Linked DNA regions of Mus musculus: region 1 is linked to region 2. The links are chromatin loops, found by intact Hi-C in ENCODE. Cell type or tissue: left cerebral cortex. All regions are shown on one strand. Each heading gives the region's core, and the rest is flanking DNA. Links, peaks and the distances in the headings are about the cores only. Region 1 overlaps Kcnma1 (potassium large conductance calcium-activated channel, subfamily M, alpha member 1). Region 2 overlaps Kcnma1 (potassium large conductance calcium-activated channel, subfamily M, alpha member 1).

Region 1 (8,335 bases), core at 122-8,121, 49 kb after region 2:
TGAGCCAGATTAAACCCTTGAAGGCTGAAGTGGTATCTCAAGACAGGGGGCAAGAAACACATGGGCCAGCTTTTGTTTGTTAGTTTGTAAATTATAAACTCACAAAGCTAAAATCAATGAAAATATTTTAGTTCAAGGTTGGCAAATATTCCTGTTGTAAACATTGTTAGGCTTTGTGAACTATACAGACTCCATGTTAACTACTTCATCTGCCATTTTGATTTGAAAGTAGTCACAAACATCTACACTGTTTGGAATGTGTATTCCAATAAAACTTTATTGACAGAAGCAGGTGATGGACCCATGTGCTTTGTTTCATAAGTAGCAGTTTATTCTCTTACTTTATAAAGCAATCAAAAGGTAAGAATCTTATAGAATAAGAGTAATAGTAGTGGAGAATCCATTTACAAGGAAGAAAGATGTAGACACACACAAACAAACATACAAACAAATTGCCCCCTCCCCCAATCTCCACAAACATTCCATTTCTGAATAGTTACATTCATCTCCATTGTTCTCGGAGCAACTGTCACTCTAAGAAACCTGTCTTGTGGCTAATAGTAGCTTTACCACAAGGTTTGAGCCATGACTGCATTGCCTGGACTTTCTGTCAAATCGATGACAGATGCCATGGTTTGTGATTCTCTTAAAGAACTGATTTCCCCAACACAGTAACTGGCTCCCTGGGCAAAGATAAAGCCATTAGCATTGTTCATGTTAGTTCATTTTCCCACTTGCTTATGCTACTGCACTTGAACGTTGCTCCAGGAAACATGCAAATATAATTCCACCAACTGAAAACATTTGCTATTTGCTTTCACGTCTAGGGGAGGCTTTATCAATGTATGGAGAAACAAAATGCCAGTCTCACCCTTTACTGTTCATTCTAAATAGGTCACATGGGTATCATTTGACACATTATATACCCAACCCAGGCCATTTTATTCTTATCTTCAGGGGCTCAAGAGAAACATACATGCTCAGCATGCCTTTCAAGCAGAAGCCACTGCATTGGGTTAATGGGGTAAAGTAGCTGTGCTGTGCCTGCTGAACTGTTTGAACATGGCACTTGATCAGTGAACCTGAGGAGGGGTGCACATGGGCACCATGAATCTTCTTTGTGACATGTGTTACTGTCATTCATTACTTACCATGGGGGGGGTTGGGGGTGGCGCTGATGTGGGCTGTGTCTCTTGTGTGTATCATAGCCCTTATCAGTGAAACACGGTAGCAAATTTGCACACAGCACACATGTCCATTTTCTTCCCTCTTCCCCACATCCATTCTTTATCCTTTCATATTTTGGGCAATGCTACATAAAACTGTCGCAGCATCAACAGTTACTCTATAGAGCAGAAAGAATAGGAATCTTTGGCAGTTGTATTATGGGTAGTGATGTATTGCTGCTTCTCTTCTGTCCCATTGGAAGCCAACAGGTTTTATTGGCATGAACACCCTTAAGGGAGGGGGGTTGAGTCAAACGACTCACATAGTAATTCACCAATAGGATTTAAATTATGCCTCTTTATTTTATCCTGTGTGAGTATGTTGGTGTTAGTCAGGAAATCATAGATGATATGTTATATTTTTATATGGTTAAGTAACTGTTTTGACTTTGATAGAAGAGGCACCAGAGTTATGACACTTGTTATTTGTGACCCAGTACCATTTATTCAGATGGAAGAGTATGTCACAGGAGCGGTTGCACTGATCAGGCTCCTACCTCAGGTTGCGAGCTGCCTGTTGCTAGAGATGCTCACAACTGTCTTCTGACATAACTACCAACAATTGGCCAAGCTGAATCCTCACTGCTTTAATTAAGTGCCATTGAATGCAAGAGATGCTTTGGGATAAAAATGATCCTCTGGGAACTTGAACAGACTTCATTTCCTAGCTGATCGTGGGGATTGCCCATGCATGCCAGCCTATGGATGCTTACAGAGGCATCTGGAGCAGGAGCGTAAAAAGCTTCTGTACTCACACAAACTTCTAGTCCTTTTTTTTTTTTAATTTAAAAAGATATATTTATTCACATATAATATTCTGGGGGCAGGGCACGTCACACAATAAAGTCAACAAACAACTTGTTAGAGTTAGTTTTCTACTTTCTGTTACCATTTGGGTCCCTGGGATTGAACACGGGTGGTCAGACTTGGTGGCAAGCCCCTTTACCCACGGAACCGTTTCACTGGCCAGGGCAGCTTCAGTCCTTATTTCCCTATGGAATCCTTTTCCCATAGCACAGGAGTGACGCCGCTGAACCTACCCAACCATCTGATGCATGTGGGCCAGAGTGGTTCACTGCTCTGTTGGTATGGCTTAGGAGCAAAAGATCGTTTTTCGTATTTTCAAATTACTTTAGAAAAATCTAAAACAAAATATTTTGTAACACATGGAAAGTATACAAAATTCAAATTTCATTGCCCTCAAAATTTAATTGTCATAAAAGCCATGCAAGTTCATTTATATTGCAGCTGTGGCTACTTTTGTAACACAGTACAGTAAGGATACAAGGAGCATCCATAGAGTCCCAAACTCTCACCAGCCTAAAAACAGTTACTGTCTGGTCCCATGGTAAAAAAGTTTGCCACCCTCCCTTGAAACTGGTGAAATTCTTCCCAAAGAATTTTCTAAGCTGCCCACTGCACAAGGTAATAGATAGGATGTAATATTTTTGCAGTCTCTGAACAATGCACCTATATTGCTTCCGTAAGCTCAATTGAGTCTTAAGTAGAGACTAGGAAGCGATAGAAGCTGGGCTGAGTGGCCCCAGGCTGCTAGCAAGTTCTCTGTTGTTTGTTCTTTTAGCAGGTTCAGCCTAGGGGCTGGACACAGTCTGCTTCTGAGATCATCATAGCAAAGTCACCCCTTGCACTTTCTCTCATGGCTACCCTCCTGCAGTCTGCTACCCAAGGCCCTTCATCCCCGACATCCACAGATCCACAGCACTGTCCTTCCCTCTCACTGAATCCTTGTGTGAGGACCATCCTGATTCAGGTCTGTCTATAAGGCGGGGTCTCAGCCCACCCTGGCTGCTGGCCTGTAAACTGGTACTCAGTGTACCCAGCTCCCCAGTGTGCCCCGTAAAAAAGCCCAGCTGCTAATTTTACTAGCTGGCAGGATGGCTCCTCTGGCCTTCCCAGAGCAGATGGGAAAAGGAAGGACAGACTTAGAAATCAGACAGCTCTGGAGAAAGAAAGATCCTTCTGGCCCAAGAGTTTCATGCTGAACACCACAGTGTCCCCAAACATTGTTCATGGTATGGTAACTCCTATGCCTTTGGATGTCCAAGAGAATGGGGCCTGGATAGGGGTAGTACCTACTTTTGCTTTTATCTCAACCATTTGCCTGACCACCTCTCTGGAACTAGTTCCCATATATTTATTGGTATATTATAATGGAATGTCCCTTCCCGCCCTGTTTAACCTCTGTTGGGCTGCAAGCTAGGAGTTCTGTCCTTCAAGAAGGGTCTGACTGGGACCTCTTTTCAGCAGCTTGAATCACTGGCTAGGTCATCAGAACATACCAGGAGGTGAGATGGAACACTCTGTAACAACAAATATTCTGTATTCCTGGCAAGGAGCTGCTGCGGTATGGTCCTTGGAATACAGAGGGCCTCTGTGTGTGTTGTGGCTGAAGCTGCAGCCAGGCTACCATCCCTGTCTAACCTCTCCTCGGGGCTTTCATTCTGGGCCAATAGCTTCATCTTCTGAAGCCACAATTTCTTCATCTTGCTGGTGGGGAGAATGCCAGACTCTGGGTCTTCCTGTTGTGGTGATAAGTTCTTGAATGCATGCCAGAAAACTGCCTCTTGTGTGGCTAGTGCTCAATAAACATTGGCTCCCATGGTTTGTGTTACCTGTCAGCCCAGGCACAATGTTATAGTGGCTGTCACGGAGAGCCATGAAGGCAGGGAGGGGAGGGGAGAGGGTAAAACAAAATTTTTTTCCACAGAGAGAGAGAGAGAGAGAGAGAGAGAGAGAGAGAGGGAGAGAGAGAGAGAGAGAGAGAGAGAGAGAGAGAGAGAGAGAGAGAGAGAGAGAGAGAGATACAGAGAGACAGAGAGACAGAGAGAGAGAGAGTTCTCTAAACACTGAGCAAGGCTGCTGGGCAGTTCTGGGTATAGCTAGCCATCCCTCATGTGGGTCTAGTGTGGGTCTAGTCAGTCAGTGTTTGTCCTGTGCACACCCTTCATTCAGGTCCATCCAGGGTCTGGTCTTCCTGAGACTGGACTGGCTCGTGCCAGCCTGACTCATCGTTGTCAAGCTGGCCAGGAAATTCTCACTTCATATCTAGCCTCCCTGAGCTGTGCAAGGGCCAGAGGTGGGGTTGTACTCAGCTCCCTGGAGCTGTCCTTGTGGGCATGTGTGTCACAGGAAAACCTTTACCAGGATAACAGATAAGTCTCAAGGAAAGAGGGTCAAATGCATTCAGTATGGTCTCCATGCCCAGTTTTCCCTCGAGACAGAGTGAGCCTGACAGAGTATGTGGCTGATTTCAGTGGGCATGTCAACAGCACCATATGTGAAGTGTGTGTAACAGCCATTTTGGTGGCCACAGACCCATTGAAAAGACATGGAAAGGTGTGGCACTTTGCAGAAGATATGGGTGAACATAGTATGTACATGAATGTGTAAAAGTATGCATGTGAGGCATGTCCTCTGGACAACTATTGGAAATGAGCCCCCATTACAGGCACCAGATACCTCTTGTTTCTTACAGAAACTCTGCACAGGACAACAGATGCAAACTGAAAAAAACGGGATGCTTGGATGCTGTGGGGAGTCCCTCGAGCAGACCTGGGACCTCAGCATTTCTAATTCTAGTCTCACATCCTGCGAGTCCCTGCTGCTGGATCCCAAGGGGTGCATAAATATGTTTATATGACTAACATATAAGCGGCCTTCTGCCTTACTGCCCTCCTGCCTCTTTTCCTTCCTTCCAGACCAGTAAGAGTTGGTGCCCCCTGGAGGCTTAGAATGGAATAGGCGGTTCGGAGCTTTTCAGTCAGGGCATGCAGTGATTCTCCTCCTTGCTTCTCGAGCCCTCAGAGGTTTAGATGTGGCTACTTGTGAGGAAAAAAAAAAAATCTCTTAGTGGGCTGTGACTGCCTTTAGAACCTCCATTCCAGCTGCGAGAAAGTTTAGTAGAGAGACTCAAAAATAGAGACGACGGTGGCGATGAAGTCGCTCACACTAGGGACCACATGCAAGCTGATGCTTCCGAGTTTAGTTTGCGAGGCTATGTTTAGGAGGAGGCAGACGGACTCGTGCCTGTGGGCCCTAAACACTCCAATCTGGAGGACTAGGAGCCCCATTTAGAGAGTCAGGTTCCAGAAAAAGGCATCTTCCAGAAAAGACAATTTTAGGGAAATGATACCACCCAGAAGCTACCATTTGGCCTCAGAATGTTTTTTATTATAAGAATTGTTCTTTCAAGTTTGGGTAGAGAGAGAAAGAAGGCTTGGCAGTTGTTTCTTGCCTGTCTGTCTTGAGGAATCAGAACACTCATAAACTTAATTAAATGCACCCAAGCCTCTTACGCAGCAGGGCTCTGTTTTGCCCATCTAGTTAATTTCAGTTAATGAAATTAGCCATGTGCTGATATGGACAGCCCGGGAAGATGAAGCCAGCAATCTCTGGGTGGTAGCTTGGGTCACAGTGTGTAAAACTGCGGGGACATGGGTTTTCATTTAACCTGGGACTTCCAAGGATCCTTCCATCTATGTGCCTCCGCCCTAGGCAAGCATACCACTGGGCCTTTCTTGTTTAGAAGAGATGGTTAATCCAGACAGTAAATGGACTAGTCACACCGGCTCTTCCACAGGCATAGAAGTCCAGGATCCAGTAGACGAGCTGAGAGGTTCAAGAAACTCTCTTCTTGCCCATTGTGTCAGCCCTCTCTTTTCCTGTTTAATGTCCCCCACCCCACATATTTTGTGACTATGGCTAGAGCAACTTTCCTAAGGAAAGTAGAGGATAGCTCACCAGGAAGGAGAAAAAAAAAAAACCAACCAAACAAACAAACAAAAAAAAAAACAATCGCCATAGTTGTCTGCACTTACAACAATAATGCCATGAAACAGAGGCCAGGTCACAGAAAGAGGGTATTTCAAAGGACAACAGTTGCCTGGTTTCTGGCTGTCCTCAAACCCTGCTAGATCTGTTGGCCTGTGAACTTTGTTTTGTTTGAGATGGTGTCTCCCTCTCAGGGGCCCAGAGTTCATCAAGTAGTCTAGAACTGATGACTAAGGAGCCCAGAGATCTGTCTGTCTCTGCATGGAGTTTGGAAGACCCCAGAGAGCCATCTTGACCATCCTCCGAGCTTCTGGAGAAAGGTCTGGGTGTGATGGATTTATTGAAGAGTCTATGCTGAACTGGTTTTACGGACTGGACACGCAGAGAACGATCTATCTGGGTTTCTGTCCCTGCCTAGAGGACAACCCCTGGCAAAAGGAAAGCTGACGCTTTAAGTAGCTGTTAGGGAAGCTACCATGATTTTATGATCTGGGTAACTTAGTTTCTTAGCCACCTCAGAGTTTTCCAGAAGGTTTAGATTGCCGATCTGCAGAGGCAGATCGCTTGGTCAAGCGCTTGCCTCATAACGACAGTGACCCCAATGTAAGCTCTGGGACCAACATAGAAAAGCCATGTGCCATGGTACATACTTAATAATCCCTGCTCTGGGCGGCTCCATCCTAAACAAAACAAGAAACAAAGTGTGCCTGAGAGATGACACTTGAGCCTGTCCTCTAGCCTCCACAAAAGCATATTTCCCTGCTTGCTCCAGTGTGTGTGTGTGTGTGTGTGTGTGTGTGTGTGTGTGTGCGCGCCCCCCTCCCCCCTCCCTCCCCGGAACTCCAGGCCCAGTTTGAGATCAATCCACACAGGTACAAAACTCTCCTGTTAAAAGAACTAATGGTGAACATAAAGCCACGTCCTAATCCCGCCTCTGCAGTAACCTTCTTGAGTGACCTTGAGCAAGTCAGGACCTCAGAGTCTCCATGGGTAAAATGATAAGTGTCAGGTGTTTTAGAGCAGTCTGTTCCTTCTCAGGCTCCCCAGGCTCTGGGCTCCAGCATCCCCCTACTTACTTACAGCCAGAAAGGCTCATGGGAACTCGCCTTCCTTAGACATGGAAGGCACTTGACCCTGTGCTCAGCGCTGGGAGAGCTGCACGCTCGTCTTTTTCTTGGCTGTTGGTCCCATTGGGAGGATGTAGGTAGATCTGGGAAGTCTCTTCCTGGCCTTCCATGAAGGTTAGTGAATGGTCTCAAGTCTTCTTCTCATGGCTTACAGGCCTGGGGGGGGGGGGGCGTCACTGCTTTTCACTCACCTCCTTTGATCTTTTCCCTGTCTGAATCTCTTCCACATAGCCACAAACATACAAAGAAGGGGATCATCTCTCTAGAAGGGAGTGGCCATGGGGTTGACGGGGGCGGGGGGGGGGGGAGGATGCCACAGGAGAAGGACCTATACCTTCCAAGGAGTTGGTTTCTTTATAGATGTTTCAGCCTTGGAGCCTGCATTAGATATTATTTATTTAATATTTATTTATTTATTTATTTATTTATTTATTTATTTATTTATTGCTATAATAAAATCCCTAGAAAGAAGTGACTTAAAGGTTTCAGAAACCAGAATTTGTCTACTGTAGCAGGAAAAGCCTAGGGAAGTCGGTGGCTCCTCACAGCTGTGGCAGCCAGTGCATGAGGCTGGCTGTTCCCAGCTCAAATGGATGGAGAAACAGAGAGTGTGGGCCAGAAGGGGCTAGGTTATAACCCATAAGGCTAAGCCCCACAAGGATCCACTTCTTCCCACGAGGCTTCAACTCCTGAAGTTCTACAACTTCCCAAAGCAGCATCCTAGATGAGGACCATGTATTCAAAACATGTGCTTGTGGGAATCTGTGCTAGATCCCCTTACTGAGCCATCTTCATGGAGTCAGCCTTCTCTAAGGGATGCTCACTATGACTCTGGGTGAAGTGTGACAGTCCCACTCACCTACAATGATTTGAAGGGATGTCCTTCCACCAGCCTTTGCTTTAGGAGACCCCAGATGACAGATGTCCCTCTCTACCACCTGGGTAGTTTTTGAAGGTCATTTTTTTTTTTCTGTTTCAGAGACAGGAACTTCTCTATCTTTGCATGTATGAATGTTTCATAAGTGGCATGTTTACTTAAAAGAATGACTGCCAGAGGCAGGAAGGAGTGAGGATCCGTTAATGTGGAGTAAGGTAGCAGACTCAGGGGGCTACCAAACAAAAAATGAAACCCTACGCAGGCTACCTCCCAAAGTTATGTGAGGGTACCCAACGCTGTGGGTGATCCATGAC
Region 2 (8,335 bases), core at 175-8,174:
AGGGTAGCTCTGTAAGCATGAGGATCTTGCCTCAATCCCTAGAATTCACATAAAAAAATGGCGGTTGCGGTGATATACACTTGTAGACCCAGCCTAAGGGAGGCTAAGGCATGGCGGTTCCTGGGGCTCAGTGGCCAACCAGCTTGCCTTGCTTGACAAGTTTCAGGTTGTTGAAATTCCCTGTCTTAAAACAAGGTGGATCACTACTGATGAAAGACACCTGAGGCTGACCTCTGGCCTCTAGATTCATATGTAACATGTGTAGGTGCTCACTCATGTGAACTTGTATACACATGAATGCATAAAAAACACACAAAGATGCAATGCTTCCCCATTCCCGAATGAGGATCGGGGCTAAGTCAGCATTATCAGAAGCAGAAGAAGGTTGATCACTTCTGGAGAAGTGTCACTGTTAGACTGGAAATTAGAGATTTCTCAGCCTCCACTGGTCAAAGGAAGCACAAGGCTAATAAGTCTGGTACTTAATAGGGTCAGATACAAGCTTTCTTGACAAGGTTCCTCAACTCCCACTTACAAAGGAACTTTCCTCTGCATTCCAAAATATATAATTATCCTAGTTGCTGGATACAACCTTGTTGATTATAAATAGATTGTCACCTCGCCTCCTCATCACCCTCCAATATGTCTTTCATGCTCAATTAGATGAACGCACTTGGTGCATTTTCTAATCAAGTTTTGCAAAAGTTAACCCCTGAGCCCATCTGGAAAAGAACTCTGGTGGGATCCTAGTCACATCTCATCTTCTCAGCCTCTGCCTAACTGTTCCCACTCAATGCATCTCTCTCCTTGTGATTGGTCATCCTACATCCCAATGTAGGGTTCCAATCACAGTTTAGGTATGACCCTGAAGCATAAGCTTATTGTAGCTTCACAAAGGACTTGGATGATACTGCCCAGGAGTAGGGAAAGTGACAAGAAGTCTGGAATATGGCAATGCCTTCCTTCTTGTGGACAGTTATGGGCGAGAGAAGGGCATGGCCTTGTTGGACGTTGAGAGGTCTCCCGAAATGCCATCTCATGTCTAAGGCTGTGAAGATCATTGAGCAAATACAGGCTGCTTGCTTCCTCTTCACTTTGATGAGCACAGTTGGGGGTGAGGGAAGGAGACACAAACCAAGAAGCTTAATCAGAGCCAAGAGCTCCTAGGGAAAATGCTTTTTAGACTTGGTTTCTGATGGTGAGAGCCATAGAAATTTCAAGCATATTTTATGATCCGCACATCTATTTTCTCTGGTTTTGAACTACATAAGTAGATAGGTCTTTTAAAATGTAAGTGCCCTAATCTAGCTGTGTCTGAAAGCTTTCCCTACTAAATGGTAGGGCTCATACCTGGTGCATATGGTCCACCAGCGGTGCAGATTGCCTAGACAGTACAGTGAGCACCTGTCCTCTATTGGATGTACCTCAACTTCAAACCCAAGTCATAGGCCAGATACTCTGGAAAGCACTGCTGTGCTCTTCACTGGAAGGGAGTTTCCTTCTAGTGCCCTAGCTGCCCAGCCTTTCTCCCTGAATCTTGAGGTCAGGGCTCTGGTTTTTCCTTTCCTGGGGTCAGAGTTTGCTCTCTGCCTATATACCTCTTGCTTGGATTGTCCCTCTTTGGGAGTCAGTGTCCAAGGCACAGTCATCTCTTTGACCCTACAGTACATTGTCATGACATCTCCCTGGTGGACAGATCCCCTGCAGGGGCTTGAGGCTCATTTTATTATCTGTTCAGTGTTCACCAACCATCGTATTCTCAGAGTGAAAGAGTGATGTTGTTGCTTGTTTTAATTTTGGGACCACTAGGTCAGGCTCACTTTGTTTCATAAGGCCAGAGCTTAGGGACTGTGTCTTCAGCTAGAAACCCAGCTAAGCCAGTCAGGGTTGGGTCTACTGGTTTTTGTTGTAGGTTGTGGTTTGTTTGTCCGTTTGTTTCTGGCCCTGTGTAGAGGATGCATGGGGCTCTTGTGGCTCTGGACTTGAGCCAGTATGATCCTTGGTGAGTCTGAGAGAAGACATAGCCAGGAAAACCAGAACTCATTTTCCCATGTGATTATTAGAGGAAGATACTCTTTTTTTTTAACTAGCAGAGCAGTTTAAAGTTTGATCGAGACTTTTAATGATGATACAGTTATGCGTTTATTGTAAGAACCTTTGAAAATACAAAAAATTTATATATAAAACCAATGCCATCTGTCATTCTACAGACAGCAATCATAGTTGGGTGTGTTTCATTATGTAACAAAAGTTCCTCCGAAAACACAAGTGGACGATATTATATAAAACTTTAAAGAACTTATTAATTAAAAGAACAAGGTGGCTAATGTGATAGTCAAATGATCACTAATGTTATAAACAGTGAGTGAAAGTTTTCTATTTTCTCCCCTCACCCTAGCCTTCAAAGCCTACAGACTTAACTGCTTTTTGTACATTCTTCAGGGGGAGGGGAGTATGTTCCAGCATACGTCTGTACCAGTACTCAGTTCATTTGTTACATCTATTTATTTACATTGGTTTTGGGGCTCCTACTCAAGCTCCATGCACATTAGGTAAGAAATCACTTTATTTATGAATCACAGGTTCATCTTCTACTTGATACATGTGCACACACGCACACACATCCACACATGCGTGTACATAGTTGCACCTGTGCATAAGAAAGCCAGAAGAGGATGTCAGATGTCTTCCTCAATCTCTCTGTCTTATTCCTTTAAGGCATGGTCTGTCTCTCTCTGAACTAGAAGTTTCTTCTTTTGGTTTGACTAGTTGGCTATTGAGCTCCCAGGATCAGCCTGGCCTTGCTTGGCTTTTTAAATAGGTATTGGGAATGTAAATGCAGGTCATTATGTTTGCATAGCAATTGGTCTTATCCACTGAACCATCCCCCTTAGCCCATGCTTTATTATTTTGAAACATAAAAGCCTGTGGTGACATCCCATTGCTACTATTTCAAAAAGCATTTAAGGAGCATCAGCACCCTACCTTCCACTCACTGTCAACCACAAGGATATCCATTCCATCTTCATTTTTGTTGTTGTTGTTGTTGCTGAACTCTGAAGTTTTTTTATTTTGTTATTCAGAGCATGTTTTCATAATGTTATTAAGTAAGTAAGACACTGCATGCATGGACAATCTCACACACACACACACACACAGAGAGAGAGAGAGAGAGAGAGAGAGAGAGAGAGAGAGAGATGCATGGGCACACACTCCTTTGTCCACCTCTGCTTCTTTTTTCAGGATAGATTTCTAGAAATGCAGGTCTCATGGCAAAGGATAGAAACTCCACTGCTGTGGGTGGATACTGTCAAGCTGTGACACATTTTTTTTTTCCTGTAGAACAGGGATATTTCTCTTACCTCTGAATTATTTCAGTTGTTTTGAAGCTTTTTGGAATCGTGTAGGAAAGCCTGCCCCTGCTGTTACAAAACATTTGAGTAATATGAAGGCACTCAAGAGAAAGGGAGACACCTCCTTTCTTCCCAGAAGAAACCCGGGCTGGAGCCCAAGCAGGAACCAGAGAGACACGAGTTCAAATCCAGATGTTGCTCTTCTCTTTGTGTCTCTGGGTTAGTTACCTGCTCCTTCTTCCAGAAGCAAACACACTTGCTTTTTTTGTCCCAAGATAAAGTGAATGTGGACTGAGAGCCTGGCCCCTGGGAGGCATTATCCCCATTGGTAATGACTGATCAGTTGCCTATGCCATACTGTGCCGTCTTCAGACTCAGATTAAAATTGTGCTAGGAAACGGTTATCTTCCTCATGATGCTAGCTCTTCTTTGCAAGATCGCTTCAAGATCTAAGCCTATGGCAGCACCAGGGCACAAGTTCCTAAACGACAGCATCCCTTCTAGCATAGCCAAAGTCTTCATGCTTTGGTTTTGTGACCTACCTCTGGTTAAGGGAGCTTATGGGCTCTAGGTAAACCAGTGAGCCATCCACCCCTGTTTTTCCTACCTCTTTGACAGAGAGCTTTTTGGCAGCCCCATGGGGACAGATACATCCTGTATTGCTATTCCTGAGAACTTTGAACTCTGGAAAAACAAATGACTCAGACAAGATAAATCCCTGTGTGTACTTGTCATGTGGTCCCTTAGAACATTAGTCTATGACTGCTGTTCTCAGATCTGCAAGCATCTTTTTAGTTGCCCTGAGGCTTGGCTTGTTTTAATGGCAGCTCTGTATATAACCTTTTTAGTATTTACAATAGGGTCATGGTGTCCTGGTGGATGCTGTGTCCAGCAGTGTTGTTTGCTACTGAAGAAATATCACGGAAGTCAGCCTTCCAAGGAATAAAAGGTTAGGCTACTATTACTTTAGACAATGAGGTATCAGGAAGTCAATGTTCTGGATCCTAGGATCAGAGACATCCTAGAGGAAGTGTCTCTCCATGTGGCTTTCATGCTTTGGGGTTCCCAGAATGCCATCGAGGCAGGGGTCTTATGGTTGCCATGTCCTTGGTTTCTTGTCACTTTATCTCCACCAAAAGAGATCTCCGTGTGCTTATTATCAAAGGCCAGCTCAGCATCACCTGTGCATTTAACAAGGGACTGGACCTGGTGCTTACCCAATTCTCTAGAAACACATTCTGAATTTATTGGGGTCAGTATCCAAGAAGTAAAAGTACCCAGAGGTATCCTTGGGGTGAATTCTCCCAGTAACATTGATCTTTGGGCGCTAAAGTCTCTAGGCCTTTGTACTCTTCTTCAGCTTCTTGCCAGGTATTCTGTCCTAGGAAGATGACCTTGAGTGAAGTCGGTCATTCTCTGTAGCTGAGCCTGACACTGAAGAAAGTAACTGCCAGGGGCTGTCTACTGACAGCTTGAAACTGGGCCACAGATCCTCGGGTAGGGAACATGGCCTGCTCATGTCCATGGAACACTTTGCTGCAGAATCCTGTGGTCTATCTGAGCCCTGAAGAAGACAAGGCTCAGCAGAAGATGACAGAGGCAAAAGGGTAAGGAAAACTTCCTGATGGGCAGAGCAGATGAGCAGGGCCGTGGACGTAGGAAAGGGCAGAGACTTGCGAGCCCCCATACAAAGCATCACATAGAGGACAGGGTTGGGAGGCTGGCCCACTGAGACATGGCCAGAGTCACTTCCTTTGATACCTTAAGTAGTTTGCCTTCCAGATGATCTCTGAAGTCTGTTGTCCCCATCCCTTTAAGAAAACTCAAGCAACCTGTGATGAGCCTTCCAAATGACCTAGAGTGACCTTCACGTGTTGTCCTCCGGCTAACTTGCCTTGGAGAGCTGGGCTTAACATCTGCTTCTTCTCATAGATTCTGGCTTCTAAGACATGGAACCTTCTGGAGATATGTGGGATAGCTTTTAGGGCAGGTGACCAAGGCCTTTAAAACCCTACCCAGCTACTCATTTCCCTTCAGAGGTGTGCAAGGGAACTTTAGGGTGACATATCCCTGGTCCTAAGCTTGGAGAGGCTAATTGACGTCTAGATCTGTCTCTTTGCTGGGGATCACAAAGCTACTCAGGTGATGACAGACTGGCTTGTCTGAAAGATGGACTCTGAAAATTCTTCAAGGTTCTCATGTCACAGGCAGTGGCTGTTCTGCCTGGTCAGATACCAAGGTTCCTTTTTCAGGTTCTCTGGACATCAGAAGTTCCCTTCACTGGTTCCCATTCATTTCCACAGCCTGTGTTCCTTCTGCTCTCTAACCCATACCGTCTCTTGCCAGACATGGGCCACATCTGGAGTTCCTGTCACACGCAGCTCAGTTTCCTCTGTGTGTCATCAGAGGCCCTGCTTTTACTGTCACCATGATATTTTGGGATGTGACGAAGGAGGACGGATAGAGTGACCACACAGGCTGGCCTTCCTGAGCCTTGACTGATGTCCCCTGTGACATCTGTGGACAGTAAGCAGGTTCCTGGGGTGATAGAATTTCCTGTTATTCAAGATCAACAGTCACCAAGCCAGGTGGCTCCCTGCTAACTGTCAGCTCGTACCTGGGTGTGGGCTAGGCTTTGGGTTTCTCCTATATTACCTTCCCCTGGATGCACAGTGATGGTGAGTCCTATAAGAAAATCTGAAAGGCTGCAGTAACTATTCCTTTACCCTAAGTGCCTTGCGGTAGAGCTTCTCTTAATACAGGCTGGGGAGATGACTCAGCCAGTAAAGTGTTTGCTGTGCAAGCGTTAGGACCTGAATTCAATCCCTAGCACCTCTGTAAAAATGTGGGCCTTGTGTCAGGCGCGTAATCCCAGTGCTAGTGAAGCAGAGACTGGAAGATCCCCTGACTCGCTCTCCAGCAGACTTAGCCAGCCCCAGGTGTCAGTGGGGAAACCTAATGTAAAACAAACAAGGGGGACACATCTGGAGCAATGATACCCGAGGTTAACACACGTGCATATGCACACGTGCATGCACATCTGCACACACTTGAAAGATACACATATGCATGCACACACACACACACACACACACACACACACACACATGATGTTTCTCTTAATGAACATGTCGTGCTGAAACTGATCTGTGCAGTACTGCTGGTGCTTCTCACTCCTTCTCACTCCTCAAGAAAGGCAGGGAATCCCTTTTCATCCAGCAGGGCTTGCCCTGACCCTGCTTGTCATGGCGTGGTGGGAGAAACTTCTGAGTTTGTTTCTGCACTTCCTTGCTGGAGCACCCCCTGCCTCAGAAGGCTGCCTAGCTGTTCCCAGAGCCCACTGGGATAAGATTTCTAAGCTGTGAGGATGCCTGGGCAGTCTGTGGATACCATTCATAGTGCTGAGAGTTTGGGCTAGAGTCTTTGAACACCAGTGTCTCTCAACATAGCAGCCATGCAAGGCACAGTGCATGACATCCTGGTATTTACAGCCCACAGATCCATGGGTAAGACAGTGACTACAGTTGCCAGGTGGCAAATTAAGGGGAGCTTCAAGTCAGCTAGCAGGTGCAGCTTCATTATTAATTCCAATCACAGTGATTAGTTGCTATTTAGGGATCTGGCTGCTTGGTCACCTCCACTGTGCTTCATCTGCTGCCTGCAGCTTCTACAGAGAGAAGGCACCCCATCCCCCCATTCCTTTCCCCCTTTGCTGCTCTTCCTTCAAGGATTTATTTCTGAGGAGCTTCAGGTCAGTCTCCGAACTGAGCCTTTCCCCAAAGCAGGAGTCTGAGTAAGTCATCCCAGGAAATGGGCATGCTGGCAAGGACTGGCCCTAGCAAATGAACTATGCTATGTATGCTTGGTACCGATCACAAGCCATATCAGGAGGCTAGGGAACTATAACTATTGACTAGATGAACAGAGATGTTGAGCAAGCAGGACAGTTTCCTGGGGTCTCATTGCCAGGAAGCCATACGAACCTCATTTGAGTCCAAAGCTGTGCCCTTGTTGAGGGATTGAGGTGGGTTGGGAGAACAGCCTAGGGTTGGGACAACAGGATGCCCATGTGCCATCCTGAACCTGTTCTGGAGATGATGAAGCTGACGGGGATGCTTTTCAGAGGCCAAGACAGTGAGGGAAAGAGCACCCGTGGGCCCAGGCTTCCTCTTGCAGTCACTGGGGGTGGGGCAGGGTATCTCCAGCTTTCATAGCTAATATGTGGAGGGACCTACTTCTTGGAACAGCTGCTATAGTCCAGGAATGGGGTGATGCCAGATATAGACTAGGCAGTATAGCTGGTGTTGAGGGATAAGAGCCTTGGGCAAAAGATTAGAATCAAGTATGTAGAACCCGTGACTCTCGATAACCAGGACTATTGCCTAGCACATTTATAGACCACAATACTTGTCAAAAAGTTGGACCTTCTTGGCAGATCTTGAGCCCTTAAGGTACATGGACTTTTTAAGACTCCTGAGTGATCTTTTCTCTGAAGCCTCCCTCCCCCCAGTGTAACAAGCATGAGTGGTCCCCAACACTGAGCACTGCCACTTAAACCAGGAATAGGGACCCAGAAGATCTGGGTTACTGTAGCTATCTGGAGTTCAGTGGCTCAAATGAAGGGAAAATGGGTAAATGGGGACCTTGACTTTGTTTTCTAGACAGAACATAATCTATTGTCCGGCACTTCTATTTATAGCCACCCAATAATTAAGCCACTCAGGCGGTCCAGGACTGACGGGGCTGCATAGCTGGTGGGCCATATGGTGGCTGTGTAGGGTCGGTGCCTGGCTAATGGAAGGAAGCGGGTGGGCTGGGAGAGCCTCATGCTATTGTACATGGTTCATTTCTTCACAGTGTGGTTTTGGTCAACAGAAAGATTATAAATAGCATTCATAACATTTTTTTCTCCTGGACCTAACCTTGTGGACTGTCATGTTGTTTTTGTTGGATTTCTTAATGTCACATGTACCAACTTATAC

Evidence for each region. Hi-C counts contacts between places; a loop is a spot of excess contacts. Peaks named below come from ENCODE experiments on the same cell type or tissue, not always from the same donor. Only the 100,000 strongest peaks of a DNase experiment are listed, where the experiment ranks them.
Region 1: a loop joins it to region 2, with 2.4 times the contacts of the local background. A loop is called at or near these places in 4 of 42 quality-filtered maps.

The regions. Positions count from the first base shown.
Region 1 is chr14:23,788,237-23,796,571 of GRCm38, reverse strand. The region is part of intron 2 of Kcnma1 (potassium large conductance calcium-activated channel, subfamily M, alpha member 1); the gene reads left to right. Among named protein-coding and RNA genes, the nearest start is that of Gm51422, 140 kb to the right of the region's middle. In left cerebral cortex, for the core only: a CTCF peak has its summit at 4,977 (motif pointing left); DNase peaks (open chromatin) are centred at 4,530, 5,022 and 5,201; H3K27ac peaks cover 3,346 bases.
Region 2 is chr14:23,837,253-23,845,587 of GRCm38, reverse strand. All of the region lies in intron 1 of Kcnma1 (potassium large conductance calcium-activated channel, subfamily M, alpha member 1), which reads left to right. Among named protein-coding and RNA genes, the nearest start is that of Kcnma1, 160 kb to the left of the region's middle. In left cerebral cortex, for the core only: a CTCF peak has its summit at 3,420; DNase peaks (open chromatin) are centred at 3,365 and 6,144; H3K27ac peaks cover 2,701 bases.